2 separate regions of the Mus musculus genome follow, and region 2 is linked to region 1. Evidence: chromatin loops called from intact Hi-C (ENCODE). Cell type or tissue: gastrocnemius. All regions are shown on one strand. Each heading gives the region's core, and the rest is flanking DNA. Links, peaks and the distances in the headings are about the cores only.

Region 1 (7,403 bases), core at 1,259-6,258:
ATGGAGGACTGTCAACCTTCAGGATAAAAACTTTTAAAATTAAATTTAGTGGCTGGAGAGATGGCTTAGTGGTTAGGAGCACGTGCTGCTCTTCCAGAGGACCTGAGTTCAATTCCCAGTAATCACATGAGGTGGTTCACAGCTACCGGTAACTCCAGCTTCAGGAGAGTCCAACTCCTCTGACCTCTGTGGGGCAACTGTTCTCACAGCAACCAACCTACCTACCTACACACACACACACACACACACACACACACACACACACACACACACACACACAGACACACACACACACACACAGACACAATTTAAAATAATAATCTTACTATTGGTAGTGGTATCATTATTATTGTGTTGCTATTTAATCAGTGTGCATGCAGGTACATGTGTACCATGGTGCATGTGTGTAGGTCAGAGAGCAACTTTTGGGAGTTGGTTCTTTCCTTTTGTCATGGATTCCTAGGATTGAACTCAGAATGTCAGGTTTGCACGGCAAATCTTTTTAAGAGCTAAGCTACCTCATTGGCCTAGGGCAATCATTTAAAAAATACAGTTCCCTCTTGGGGGCTGGAGAAATGATACAGTCTATAAGAGTACATCCTGGGCTTGCAGAGGACCTGTTCCCACATCTGGTGGCTCATGGGTTACAACTGTAACTCCAGTTTCAGGGGATCTGATACCCTCTTCTGACCTCCATGGAACCTGAATACATGTGATATATATCTAGGTAATTGGACATACATAATACATACATGCATAATATACTTAAATAAAAATAAATAGTTCTTCTTCTTTTTTTTTTTTAAAGAAACTGATGTTAAAGATATAGTGGTCCTCCAGCATTAGGGAGGCTAATGATAAATTTGAAATTTGTTGGAATGTTTGGTCAGGGAGTTGCCTTCCTTCAGTACACAGTTAAGTGTAGTCACAGTATGGTTAGCATGCTGGAGTTGAACAGGGTGAGAACAGGAGTTCCTCAGATAAGCATGACAATGAAGGGTGTCACCAGCTCTAGAGGATGCTAATTTCTTTGATTCTGGTCCCATTCTTATGAGCTCCCATGATCTCGGCTCCTATTCTTCTCCTGAGAATGTGGCTCTGATTCAAGTACGATTGTTCGCCGAGATACGTCTTGATAGTTTCTACATATGCAGTAAATATTTATTGAGCCCTTAATATATGTCAGACATTGGGTGTGGTGCTGGAAATAAGACAACGCTGCTGCCCTCAAAGAACCCATATTCTACACAAATTGCCACTCGTGCATCAACTGAGCATTGCCAACTGTTGTTATTTCATTAGCAGAGACCTTGCCAGGCGTGAGTAGGAAGAGTTGACCCCCTCTCATTCTGACAAGTCAAACAGAAGGCTTGTATGTGGCATTCTGTGTGCTCGGATAAGCAAGGCATGAGGACTCTGACCATCTCAAACACAATAAAAAGTCATTAGTGCAACCCAGGGCCTCACTAACATCCTGGCTCATTTTGTCTCTTCTTTTTTTTTTATCATCTTAATTATTATTAAGTAAAGAGTATAAGCAAGCAAACAAACAAACACGTACTATTATACTAGAACTTTTTCCAGGAGAACCGGTCAAATGAGCTGTTTCGTGTTTGTTTGAGAGGAGTCACGCACGCTAGCTGGCCTGAAACTGAGTACCAGGGTTGCCTCTCATGTCCTGGGATCAAAGGCCATCACTTCTGGCTGAAATAAACTGGTTTTAAATTTCAATCAGCTCAAACAATTAAAATTACCCAAAGATCAATTGTTTATTTCCAAATGCAAAATGCCTTCCTGGTGAATACTGACTTCTTTAAAACCCTGTATTTCAGCTGTTACTGTAACTATGGTCAGTCTTCAATTCTCTTTTTAAATTAGCATGCGTGTGTGTTGTCAGTGTTATCTGAATCTAATAAACTTCTGAAAGTCTCTAAAATAGAAAGACTTTAACCAATCTTCACTGAAATCAGCCCGAAATATATGCTCCTTCGGGGAATTATAAATTCAAGGGCAGCCTGGGAAACGGAAAACCTTGTCTCAAAATAAAAGTGAAAACTTTTTTGTTTGTTTGTTTTTGAGGACTGGAGATAAAGGTCAGAGGTAGAACACTGGCCCAGTGTGTAAGGCCCTAAATTCAGTTCTCGGTACTGCAACACAAAACGAACAAGTCAAATTCAAAGCTAAATTGAGAGTTTATCTTTCTCCTGTCAGAACGGCAGTCAGTCCTTAAGAAAATAAGTAAGAAAAGTGCTGGTGAAGATGTTGAGAAGAGGAAGCCCTCATCCCCCGCCAGCGGGAATTTCTTTGACACTAGGTCAACCGCTGTTCTTTTGGAATAAAGCCAACTTGATCACCGTGAGTGATCTTGGGATGAGCTTCAGTTTGTCTTGCAAGTATTTTATTAAAACGAAATATATCTATGTTCATCAGGGAGTTAGCCTATGATTTTCTATTGGTTATTGTTGTGTGTGTTTGGTTCGTGTATTACTAATATCAGCTCCGTACAAGATGTATCTAGACACTGCTGGTGAAATTGTAATTAGGCCTGCTACTGTGGAAGTCAGAGCGGCAGTTTCTCAAAAAGCTAAAATTAGATACAGGATGACCCAGCTGTACCACGCACTCGTGACGTTTACCTGAAGAGCTCCATCACAGGGACACTTGCCCATCAATGCTCGCAACAGCCAAGTTCTAGAACCAATCTAGGGGTGTATCAACAGAGGAATGGATAAAGAATGTGATATACATATATAAAATAAATTATTATACATATAATTTATATGTAATAAATATATTTCAAATTCATATAGATGAATTTGAAAAAAATTATGTTTGCTAGTGCCTGCATGGATGTGTGCACATACACATGTGAGTGACTTTAACCTAAGACCTCCTGAAAATATTGGGTCCCTGGAGCTGTAGTGGGTTTTGTTTTGTTTTGTTTTTCAGCCACAGAAAGGAACGGAGTTATGTTCTTTAGAGCAAAATAGATGCAAGGAGAGATGACCATAATAAGTGAATTAAATCAATTCTAGAAAAAACAAATATCACTTCTTCTCATTTGTCCTTCCTAGATTGTATATAGACCTATCAATAAAACATCATTTATTTGAATGTGGTGTTGCACAACTTTAATCCCTGCATTTGGGAGGCAGAGGGAGACTTATCTCTGTGAGTTCAAGGCCAGCCTGGTCTACATTGTGAGTTCTAGGACAGCCAGGGCTACATTGTGAGACACAGTTTAAAAATAAAATCATGCGTGTATGACAGGTAAGTAGAAGTGAAACTGCCTAGGGGAGCAAGAGGGACTAACAGAGGGAAGAGGGGTTAAGAAAAGTAGGGTGGGAGGCCTGAGAGGTATGCTCACAATATATGAACACATACACAATCTACAGTTTCTAACTAAAACTCAATAAAACGGCAATGCTACTGATGGGATACGAAAAGAATATTAACATTTCAAATGATGACGTTTTCTAGCTTAGATGAGTTAGTTCTTCATTCATTGATCATTCAATCAGTCAGTAAATGAATCCACCATATGTGTTAATAACTAAGTGAAATCGGTCAAAGTGGGGTATGCTCTCAGTTCAGTTATCTCCTGCTGCCACCTACTGGGCATATCCTTTGCTACGACTTTCAGATACCCAGAGTTTCTAAGAGGAAGTTGGAGGGAGTCTACTATTGCTTGCTGGACCATTGCAATTTTTTTCTTCCATTTTTACATGTGAATTTTAGATCATTTTACGGTTGGTTCTTATTTTAACTGTACACGTTTCTTTATATAAGGCAAAATGACCAGATCAGTGTAGCTAATGTTTGCACCTTAAACATTTAACAATTTTTAAATTAATTCCTAATAATTGCACATAATAACCACAGTATATTTATAGGGCGCAGTGTAGTGTTTCAGTACATGTGTCCATATTCTCTTAAGCACAGCTCTCGTCACCTCCACCCAAATCCCTGGGGCTCCAACACAACTCTTGCAGCAGGAGCAGTTGTTTCTCAATGAGTCACTGCCCTGTGTGCCAGGGCAGCCACTCTGTTCCTCTCCCTCCCCTAGAGTTTTCCTAGTGAGCTTCTGTTTGAAGAAAGTTTTGACTTGCTTTGGCTTCTTTCCATTCTGGTGGGAGTTAGAATTTCTTGCCAGGACAGTAGAGGTGTGTGCCTGGATTGCCTAATGCAAGCGAGAGTCAGAGGCCTTTGCAGCGGGCACTCCCAACCAAGTTTGAACCCTCTCTTACTTCTGAAAGGCAACCATGTCATGGAGGTGGAGAGGAGTTAAGACCTTCTCATGGTCAACTGGGGTGCTTTAAAATGCTGTGTGGAAGTTGGGACACACAGGATTCGGCATTCGATGGCTCATTGGCTCTGCATCATCAAGTCTCCAAGTAGGTCAAATACATCACGGGATGGTTTAGTCACAGGAGGAGATGGACCAGTCACCCGAAGTCCGCTGCTGACTCGGATGCCTCATTCTCTCCTCCTTCAAGCCAAGAGCTCCCCAGACATTGTTAATGTTTTATGTAGAAAGGATTAACCAAATGTATACTAGTTGTATTAACCAGATGTATAACTTCGGAGGAAACTGTCTCCCATCGAGTGTTGTCACACCAAAAGTCATTTTGGACTTAAGAGATAAGATTAATTGATGGAATACTAAACATCCTTCTAGAAATATTTCCAGTCCCTTGTTGGCTGAGTGCCAGCACTAATGTGCCTGAGGCAGGTGGATTGCAAGTTTGAGACCAGCCTAGGCTATATAACAAGACTGTCTCTTAGGAAACCAAAATGCAAGTAAAATAATTTAAAAGATTTATTTTATTTTTAAATATAACATGTGTCTATGTGGGCATGTATATGTGATGAAGACACTCATGGAGGCCAGAGGAGGGTAGCCCCTGGAGATAGAGATACAAGCACCTGACTTTAGTGCAGAAATAGAATTCAGTCCTCTGTAGGAGCAGTATGCAGTCTTAACGGCTAGGCTTTGCACCAGCCCTCAAACAAATGCTTTAGGTAGTGATATTCCTATTTATTACCACCAAAGAGTTTGTGGAAAAATGTATGTATGTATAAATATGTATGTATTTGTATTTATGTATATATGTATGTATCTATTCTATCATCTCTCTCTCTCTCTCTCTCTCTCTCTCTCTCTATCTATCTATCTATCTATCTATCTATCTATCAATATGTATGTATATATGTATGTATATATACTGTATATATGTATCTATCTATCTATCTATCTATCTATCTATCTATCTATCTACCTATCTATCATCTATCTGTCTATCTATCTATCTATCTATCTATCTATCTATCTATCTATGTATAAATATGTATGTATATATACTGTATGTATGTATGTATGTATGTATGTATGTATGTATGTATCTATCTATCTATCTATCTATCTATCTATCTATCTATCTATCTATCTATCTATCTATCTGTAGGGCTAGAGAGGTGGCTTTATGGTGAAGAGCACTTGTTGCTCTTGCAGAAGACCTAGGTTTGTGTCTCAGCACTTACATGCTGTCTCACAACTACTTGTAACTTTACTTGCAGAGTATGTGGCACCATCTTCTGTCCTCTGCAGGCATCACACACACATCATACATACATAATACATACATACATACATACATACATACATACATACACACATACATACACACACACACACATACATACATACATACATACATACAGATGAACACTCATGCACATGACATAAATATACATAAAATGTTAAAAACATGCACATATTTATTCATGTTTAGTGTCTCCTGAAAATCTTTAAGAACTCCAGGCTTATCCTTATTGCCTGAAAATTTAAGGACATATCCTGTGCGCAGTCTGCACTCAACTGTAGGAAGGGCAGAAAGCACAATTTTGTTTGTTTGTTTGTTTGTTTGTTGTTGTTGTTGTTGTTTTTTGAGACAGGGTTTCTCTGTGTAGCCCTGGCTGTCCTGGAACTCACTTTGTAGACCAGGCTGGCCTCGAACTCAGAAATCCGCCTGCTTCTGCCTCCCGAGTGCTGGGATTAAAGGCGTGCGCCACCACCGCCTGGTTCAGAATGCACAATCTTAAGTCAGCAGCTGAGTTCCCTCTTTGACCCTCTGTTTCTTGGTTCTTTTTCTTTTGTTTGATAAACAGTCCACCAACCCACTCAGCTCCCTTGTCACTCTGATCATCTCTCAGACTCCAATTCTTCTTCTCCTTTTTCTAGTTCTTGTTATTCTGTTGGTGATGGTCACTGCCAACACAGCCTGGATCTCCCCATACTTGTAGTCCTCTGGGATGTAACTCAGTCCGGCTAGCCACGCCCCTCTTCTTTACAGCATTCTCAGGATGAAGTATCCCATGGAAAAAGTCCTTGTAGAACTTGGTAAAATTCGACATACTTCCATGAGGGCTCCAACTCATACACTAAAGTATCTCATGTGAAGTTATGGTGTCTTGTGTTCTTTGGGACAGAAGACACACTAAAGCATGGGAATGAGAAAGCCTAGAAGTGGGGAGGATAAGAATTGGGAGGGGCTTAGAGAGATGGCTCAATTGATAGCATTCTTCGCTAATCTTCCAGGGTACCCCAGTTTGATTTTTAGCACCCACATCAGATAACTTCCTGTCACTGGTCTGGTTCAAGACCTCTGGCTTCTGCTACACTATCAATACTGGAATCTCACTGGGACTCCTCTTGGAGATCGTGTTGTTGCCCTGTGTCATGGAAATACTGTAGTTTTGAATCTCTAGGCTCTTTCACATGTTCCAGTAGTTCATCAATGGGGTAGATGTTGGGGTGAGCCAGTTCAAAGCCCTGGATCTGGGCCTGGAAGGTATCTGAGCTGGTCAGCCCACCAGCTCTCTCACATCACACCATATCTACCATACCACACCACACCGAACCCTCCAGCACTGTTCTGGCTAGCTCATCTAATTCTGCAGCCAGCAAGGGGCAGAAACAGCTCTCCCACTCTCATGTACTTGGGGCTGGCTCAACACTCCCATACCACAGGACCAGCTCTACTATGCTGCCCAGGATAGGGGCAGGTCCTGCTCTCTGGAGTGCTGAGTAGGCAGAGCACTGGGCCAGCTCTCCCATGCTCACACCCTCCAGTTGGCTCACCCATGTCCCCTGCAACTAAGGTTAGCTCTTCTGTGCTTCTTAGCAATGTTCCTGTGCTCTCCTGAGTACTGCAGCTAGCAAGGGTTGGGGCCAGCTCTTCTGCTTTCAAGCCCTCAGGACCAGCTCTCCCAGAATGCTCAGGCAATGAGTGGGTCCAGTTCTGCATAGCTCTCAGATATCAGCATGACCCTGGGTGGTGGCCAAGACCAAGGATATCCACTTTGCCTTTGGTGGTAACAAACCACTGCTGCTGAAGGGTCAG
Region 2 (7,403 bases), core at 1,028-6,027, 430 kb before region 1:
GAGCTCCTAGCTCCTGCTTCAGCACCATGCTTGCCTGTCTGGTGCCATGCTCCCTGCCATGATGGTCATGAACTTACCACTGGAATGGTAAGCCCCCAATAAACTCTTTCTCGTATAAGTTGCCTTGGTCATGGTGTCTCATCACAGCAATAGAAAAGTACTTAAGATAAGGGCAATAAAGTAAAACACAAAAGCTAAAAGAGATTATACAATAAAAATATTACTAGCCGAGTAGTAAGAAGAAAACAAGAGAAACCCCAAGGATAGAAGAGAAAGAAGGAAGGCAATGAAGTGTTGGGGACATTTCTTTATGAGTCTTGGACATTGGAGGCTTTCAATTATATGTAGGGGACAGGGCCAGTGGAAGTTGTGAGCTCTAGCCTTTCCAAGGTGCATGCTGTTGTTGGACACTACTGTATTAGGTGCCTGGTGTCCCCCAGGGATGCTTAGAGTGGCTTCTCTTTGTGACCAGGGGACTCTGCTGGTCATGCCTAGCTTTGCAGTCTGTGGGCTGGGCAGAGTTCCTCACATTCATATTTTTCCTGATATTCCCTAGTTTGTACCCCCTAGGATGGCTAATGTCCTAGCTGGGGAGTGTCTCTCAAGAAGGCTGTTAGTTGGGGGAAGTGACCACGCATCATCCACTAAGCCTAAATCATGCTGCAGGAACGATGCGGCTGTGGACATCACACTATGTACAGGCTCTTTGGAGTTCTCAGACTCTATAGCAGAGGACCTCAGGTATATGGCTCTGTATCTACCTGTTGGCTTCAGGCTCCGCGGCATCAAACTCTAGAGTTACTCTCAATTGGTGAGGTTACTCTCCAGGGACCCAGGATCTCGGTCTGCCTCTCCTTGTGTGCTTCACTGCCTGGGCTAAGCATCTACTCTCTGAAGTTTTAGCTTTATAGGTGCCTGGTTCCCCAGTTTTCCACAACTGTTCCCCAGCCCTCCTGAGCCCATGACAGGTGGAGTCCAGACTTCCTGACTAGTGAGTGTAGCTTCGTTTAAACATTAGATTCCCTCTCCAGAGGGTACCTGGACACACCCCTCTCTACTGATGATCTGTCCTGCTAAATAAAATCAGCGTCTGAGCAACGCCCACCCCAGGGTTTGATTTATGAGAGGGCTGCGGGCTTGTCCTGTGGGTAGGACCTTTGCCTTGTTTCTCCAGGGCAACATGTCATAGTACTCCTGGATGAGGTTGCAGCTTTCTGAGCTGTGTGTGACTCTCCAGTCTTTCCATACTGCAGCCCCCCACCCCTTCCACTCCCCCCCCCCCGTTCCATCCCTCCTCTTGTGGATTTCCCAAGCTCTTCCATCTCTTGGGAACGAGCTCTATTTTCCTTTTTGACTTGCATTTCTTTTATTATGAGTGAATTCCTTATGTTTAAGGGTCTTTGTAAGATCATGTTTTCCCTTTCTGAAAGTCCTGTATAAGTCTCTTGCCTCTTACCCCCTTTTTTTCTTTTATTAAAAGTAGATTTTTTTTAATACACTAGATCCTGATTGTGGTTCCTCCTCTTTCCTCTCCTCCCCACGCCTCCCACGCAGATCCACCCCTTTTCTGTCTCTTGTTAGAAAATAGACAGACCTCCAAGGGATAATAATATAATGAAACAAAATATAATAAGATGAAACAAAAACAAACACTTCAGAAGAGGACAAAGCCAACAAACAGGAGGGGAAACGCTCAAGAAAAGCCACAGAAACGGAGCCTGAGACCCACTTGCCCTCACATTCAGGGAACCTATAAAAACACTGAACTAAAAGCCACAACATATACACAAAGGATCTGCAGGGCAGGGTTGAGGGGTAGGGAGGGAGAGAGAGAAACAATTTAAAACTTAAAAAGGTGACAGGCATGGTGGCACACACTTTTAATCCCAGCGTTTGGGAGGCAGAGGCAGGCGGTTTTCTGAGTTTGAGGCCAGCCTGGTTTGTTTATTTATTTATTTATTTGTTTGTTTGTTTTTCGAGACAGGGTTTCTCTGTATAGCCCTGGCTGTCCTGGAACTCACTCTGTAGACCAGGGTGGCCTTGAACTCAGAAATCTGCCTGCCTCTGCCTCTCAAGTGCTGGGATTAAAGGCGTGTGCCACCACCACCTGGCACAAATAATTTTTTAGTTAACATACAAAATAATGGGCTTCATTGTGATTTTTCCATACTCCCAAAATACCATGGTCCTTGGCTTATATCTATCCTTTCCTGTTTGTTCTCTATTTTGTGTTTTCTCTTCTCTCTTGGGTTACTTGCATGATTTCCACCTAGCTTTATCTGTGTTTATGAATTTATCTCCTTATGGCTTTTAGTGTATGTTCTAGGTCTTATACATATCTATATCATTAATGTCTATATCATATATTTATAATTTATCTATTTATATCTATCTCTATATATCTCTATCTATATCATTTATCTAATTTATATCATCTCTATATCATGCATCTGTATTTACCTATTTCTGTCTCTATTTATATCATTCATCTAATCTATATCATGTATACGTATATCTGTATCTATATCTATATATCTCTTACCACATCATATGGTGTCATTGTTTGCCAGTTTGAATGATGTATAGAAAGCTTTTCCCCATTTATAGTGATGTATAGAGGGCTTCCTGTGTTTATAGCGTAATTATTAAATAATTCCTTTACACACATTGGAAATGGCATCAGGCAGTGTTATCAACTTTTCCTTGATTGTGGAGGGCTTTTGGGGCTGCTTCTAGGAATTTGGCAGGACTTTGACATTGGGCTGGGACACGAAAGTCCACTCAAGGTGACTACAGCTAAGGAATCCTTTGTATCTTGATGGGTCTTGTTAGAGCCCTGAATACAGTAACCTTGGGACCTTTGTTTATGCCTTGTTTGTTCCCTGACTACTTTGTTTATGCCTCAGGACTGGCCATTTTCTTTGTATGTACCTAGAATGATATAGAAGCAGACTAGAAAAAAAAATAACCCCCCTTCAGCCTCAGCCCTGGCTGGAGTCCTGCTATAGTGTTGTCTAGTTGTCTTTTTCTTTTCAACCCTCCCTCCCTCCCTTGAGACCCTGTTGGCTGACTGAGCTGGCTTGATCACTTCAACTATTAAACACATTTTAGGAATTCAAGCAGAGAAGGCGCCTCCACTCCACCCACTCTCAGTTTTGCTCCCCCCGCCCCCATACCAATTTTCTTGCTTCATAATCTTCCAAGGTTTTCTGTCTTCCTCTCCCATAAAGAAGTTTGGCCATTCTTTTTTTTTAGACAGGGTTTCTCTGTGTAGCCCTGGCTGTCCTGGAACTCACTTTGTAGACCAGGCTGGCCTTGAACTCAGAAATCCGCCTGCCTCTGCCTCCCGAGTGCTGGGATTAAAGGCGTGCGCTACCATGGCCAGCTTAAGTTTGGCCATTCTTATAGGGATGTCTTGCTGGAGAAAGCTTCTCTTCATCTTCCTTCATCTGACACTCTTATGATTTCATCTTAATTCAGGAAGGACTGTTTTTGTTGGATACTGGCCTTTCTGACTTGTCTGACATTTGTAAATTTGGTTGTGAAGCAGAACTCACAAAGTTCCTGCTTTAGAGATGAATATTGACAGGTGACACATTTTGAAAACGTGGGATTTATGAGGACAGTAGAGCAGGATTGTTAATAAGCCCGCAACACCAAGGTCCAGAAAGCCACCCACCCAAGGTCACGGTGGACATCAAGGACAGAACTCACTTTCCAGACTGCTCAGTCAGCAACAGTGTGTCCTGGCAGGCACGGCAGCTGCTCACCACCACTGTGTTTCATGGCTATGGAACCCAGAATGATAGTCAAGGGCACCCTAAGGACCCGAGGACTCATGGTGAGGGAAGGGGCACCATCCATCGTGTCTTACAGCGCAGAAAGTTCTTTCGTGCTGCCATTTGTCAGTTACAGAACCTTGGATTCAGAAGATGTTAAATACTTGTTGATTTGAACAAAGCACTATGGCTTGCTTATATATTTGTGCTTTGTGCTTGTGAAAAGACAAGGATTTTTCTTTGTGAAAAGGAGATTTTTTTTTCCAGTCGCCATCTCAAAGTGGCTGAGTTCGCAGGAGACAGACCACACGGGAGAAAGAATCTATCTGTACCTGTCTGGAGCCTTTCATAAACACAGGACAAGGAAGGAAACGGTGCCGTTCAATTGTGGCCACCAGGTGGCGCTACACACACGCTGTCGAGTCCAATTTTCTAGTCCTTGAGGATTTTTTTATTTACCAAAAGCAGGTGTGTGTGTGTGTTTGTGTGTGTGTGTTTGTGTGTGTGTGTGTGTGTGTGTGTGTGTGTGTGTGTGTTTAAAAACTCCACAGGTCCTGAACGTCTGTGCAGAATAGTAGAGATGAATGTAAGTGGGAAACTCCCAAAGAACTTTAGCTATCTAGTTGTGTAGCAGATAATCCTCTAATAAGTGGAGAGAATCAGGAGTCTGGCACAAGAAAGCGCTGGCATTCTAGGCTCACACTCCTCCAGGACTTGGGCTCCAGGGTTGGCAGGTCACTTGTGTGGACCCTGTTTCTACTTTACATCTTTGGGAGAATGGCGATTTCCACTTTTACTTAGGAAGCCTTTTCCTTCTAAACTTGTTTCATTTATTGAATTTTTTTTCCCCTTCCAGGACAGCCTGGAGGTTTCGAAGGAGGGATTAGACAAGGCCATGTCCGGTAGTTCCTTTTGGGGAGAGCTCTGGAACACCTAGTCTTATCCATCCCTCTGAAGGAAACTTGTGTAGGCACATCCGTGCTTCTCCGCATCCTGAATCTCCTGGTCTATTTAGCAAATTTGCTCTGAGGAGGAGAAAACCCAAACCCCACGCTTCCATCCCCAGAGCCCTTTCTTGGTACCACAAGAAACAAGTGAGTGTTGGCTCTCTGCCACTTTGATTGTAAGCCAGGGACCACTGCACCCGGATGCCCAGCAGTGATGACTGCTGAGGTTGCCAGCCCTGGGTACGCATTAGTGGCTGGGCCCGACTCCCGAAGTTTCTGCTGCGGATGCCGCTGGCCTGGAGACCAAACTTTGATGATCGCAGGGCAGAGAGCTGGTGGGGGAGAATCTGCAGCCAGAAAGAGCTGATGGTAGCGGCTTCGCTGAGCTTTTTCTCCGGGGGGGGGGGGTTGTTGTTCATTCAAGGATCGCAAATCACTGCGGAGTGCCTGTCCTCCGAGAGTACTGTACAGCGTTCTTTCTAGACCAGTGCCTCCGGACTTAGCATTGCAGTGGGATGAATACGAGCTGACTCTGGCTTCCCGGAGAGCCTGGTTTAATGGTTTCAGAGTGTAGTCTGGGCATTGGTAGCCTTAGAAGCTCCCTTAGTGGGTACACCTGAAATTCCGGTCCTCGGGAGCTGGAGGCAGCAGGATGGTAAATATAAGCCTGGTCTGGACGATATAGGGAAAGACCGTGTCACAAGCAAACAAGGCCGTTAGGTGAGCCTGGGCTGAAAATTACAGTTCTAACTCGTACTGTCCGTGCACTCTTCCATTTGTTGTTTGCTTATTGCCTATTGTCTTGAACTTTAAACTATTGACCCTCCCACCTGCATCTTCTGAGTGCACATGGCTCACAGGTGTGCACCGCCGTGTCCAGTTTATGCCGTGTTGGGGATGAAGCCCAAGGGTTTGTGGGTGCCTGTCAAACATCCCACCAACTCCAGCCCCAGCCCCCTTTCTCACATTTATTATATCTGAAATCTCACTGGGAACCCAGGTTTAACTTTCAAGATCTAGTTCAAATATTCCCTCCTGAGAGACTTGCCTCCCTCCCACTCCTCGCCATTAATTGCTGCCTTTTCTGTCTCTAGAAGTATTTTGGACACACTTGACTTATCACCTCTTTTTCACTGGATTGCAGTTATTGACATCCATACCTTCGCTTAGCAGTCAATGGTCCACCTCTCAGGGGTTTTAGTAATTTGTGACAGGATAAATCCGGTATGGGGGGCATGCAGTTAAGCATGCGTGGGACTCTGGCTAAGGCTGTTTATTCACCGTAGTTCTGCACAGCAGTTTGAGTGGGTACCCAGTGTACCAGACTCCAGCGGGTACTGGAGAACACAAGGGAGAATTTATCCTGGAGGTGGGTTCTTGTTCAAAACCACCCTGGGAGCCACTCTCAGAGAGACAGGCTTGGCTGCAAGAGCCCAGGCACCCACTACAGTCAGGATTATGTACACACCGTTGCTTGTCTTTCAAGAACCAGTTTTTGTCTCTCGCTCCAGCCATATCCATGCTTGGATTGTCGTTGGTTGCCTGCACACACATCGCCATTGCTGAGTCACATCTTGCTCTTCCCCCACAGTGCCCTCCTCGCTCTTGCTTGGCTGGCTAAAAGCCATGGCCTATGTAGTAGCTTCCTGGGCCTCCAAGGCTGAGCGCCGTCTCTTCATATTCTTTTAACAATTTACGCGTACAGTGTAACTCTCTCCAAAAGTTTATGTGTTGAAACCCCACAGATTTATGCTGATGGGGTTTTGAGGTAAGTCCTCAGTGCTAATTAGGAGTAGGTGACATCCTAGGGGACTGGAACCCTGACAGTGGGATTAGTGACTTTGTAGGAAGAGATGGTGTCTATGTTTACCACATGGCAGTCTTTATGGTGTCGCAGGGCAGTAGGTATGCATTACGCACATTCAGCATCCGATACGGTATTTGATATTACGAAGCATCCTTACTTACTAGACGGTGTCACTCTCTTTGACTACCCAGTCTGTGTGGCCATGCACCAAATCAACTTCTATCTCTTATAAATTACCGGATCTCAGGTATTTTGTTATAGAAATCAAAAACAGGTTGAGACAGAATCTATCAGAAGGTATAAATACCTTATCCTTATTTTATGTAAGCCTTGCACACATTTGATGCTTCATAAGTGTTGAGCTGAGATGTTTACACACTCATTCTCATTTTCCCTAACATTCACATACAAGACACATGCCCACAGTTCACATCTCTGGTGTCACACTTACCTCTCTCTTGACACATGCTGATTCGTCACCCATATGGTTATGGCTTAAGACTGGTGGGACGCATTTTCCTGGGGGTAGTCAGAACCTGAATGGGAGGGAGACAGAGTTAGAGACACTCCCACCTACCACCTGGGTGCTAATGTGGCTAGGTCTAAGTAGAGGGGTGTGGACCTACTATAGTCTAGGCCAGTGGTAGGTGCTTTTAAAATTATGCCTTGGCTTCTCACAGCATTCTTGTCATTAGATGTTGTATCCTTATGCTGTGATTGGCTTAAAAAAGTGATTTGTTGTGTGGATATAAGGAGCAAAGCCACGCTACTTTCTCATTGCTTTCCATGTCTCTTTCTGCTGTTGGAGCTGTGTGTATCTTGAAGGTGTGTGCTTGGTCTTAGTAATGGTTTTACGCTCTATTTTATTTG

Evidence for each region. Peaks named below come from ENCODE experiments on the same cell type or tissue, not always from the same donor. Only the 100,000 strongest peaks of a DNase experiment are listed, where the experiment ranks them.
Region 2: a loop joins it to region 1, with 10 times the contacts of the local background. A loop is called at or near these places in 39 of 42 quality-filtered maps.

The regions. Positions count from the first base shown.
Region 1 is chr6:133,957,095-133,964,497 of GRCm38, reverse strand. No RefSeq gene overlaps it. Among named protein-coding and RNA genes, the nearest start is that of Gm46977, 75 kb to the left of the region's middle. In gastrocnemius, for the core only: a CTCF peak has its summit at 3,619 (motif pointing left); a DNase peak (open chromatin) is centred at 3,613.
Region 2 is chr6:134,386,450-134,393,852 of GRCm38, reverse strand. It overlaps 4933406J09Rik (RIKEN cDNA 4933406J09 gene), which reads left to right. Exons shown (of 9, transcript NR_153848.1): 3 at 1-87. Among named protein-coding and RNA genes, the nearest start is that of Bcl2l14, 6.2 kb to the left of the region's middle. In gastrocnemius, for the core only: a CTCF peak has its summit at 4,143 (motif pointing right); DNase peaks (open chromatin) are centred at 4,173 and 4,924.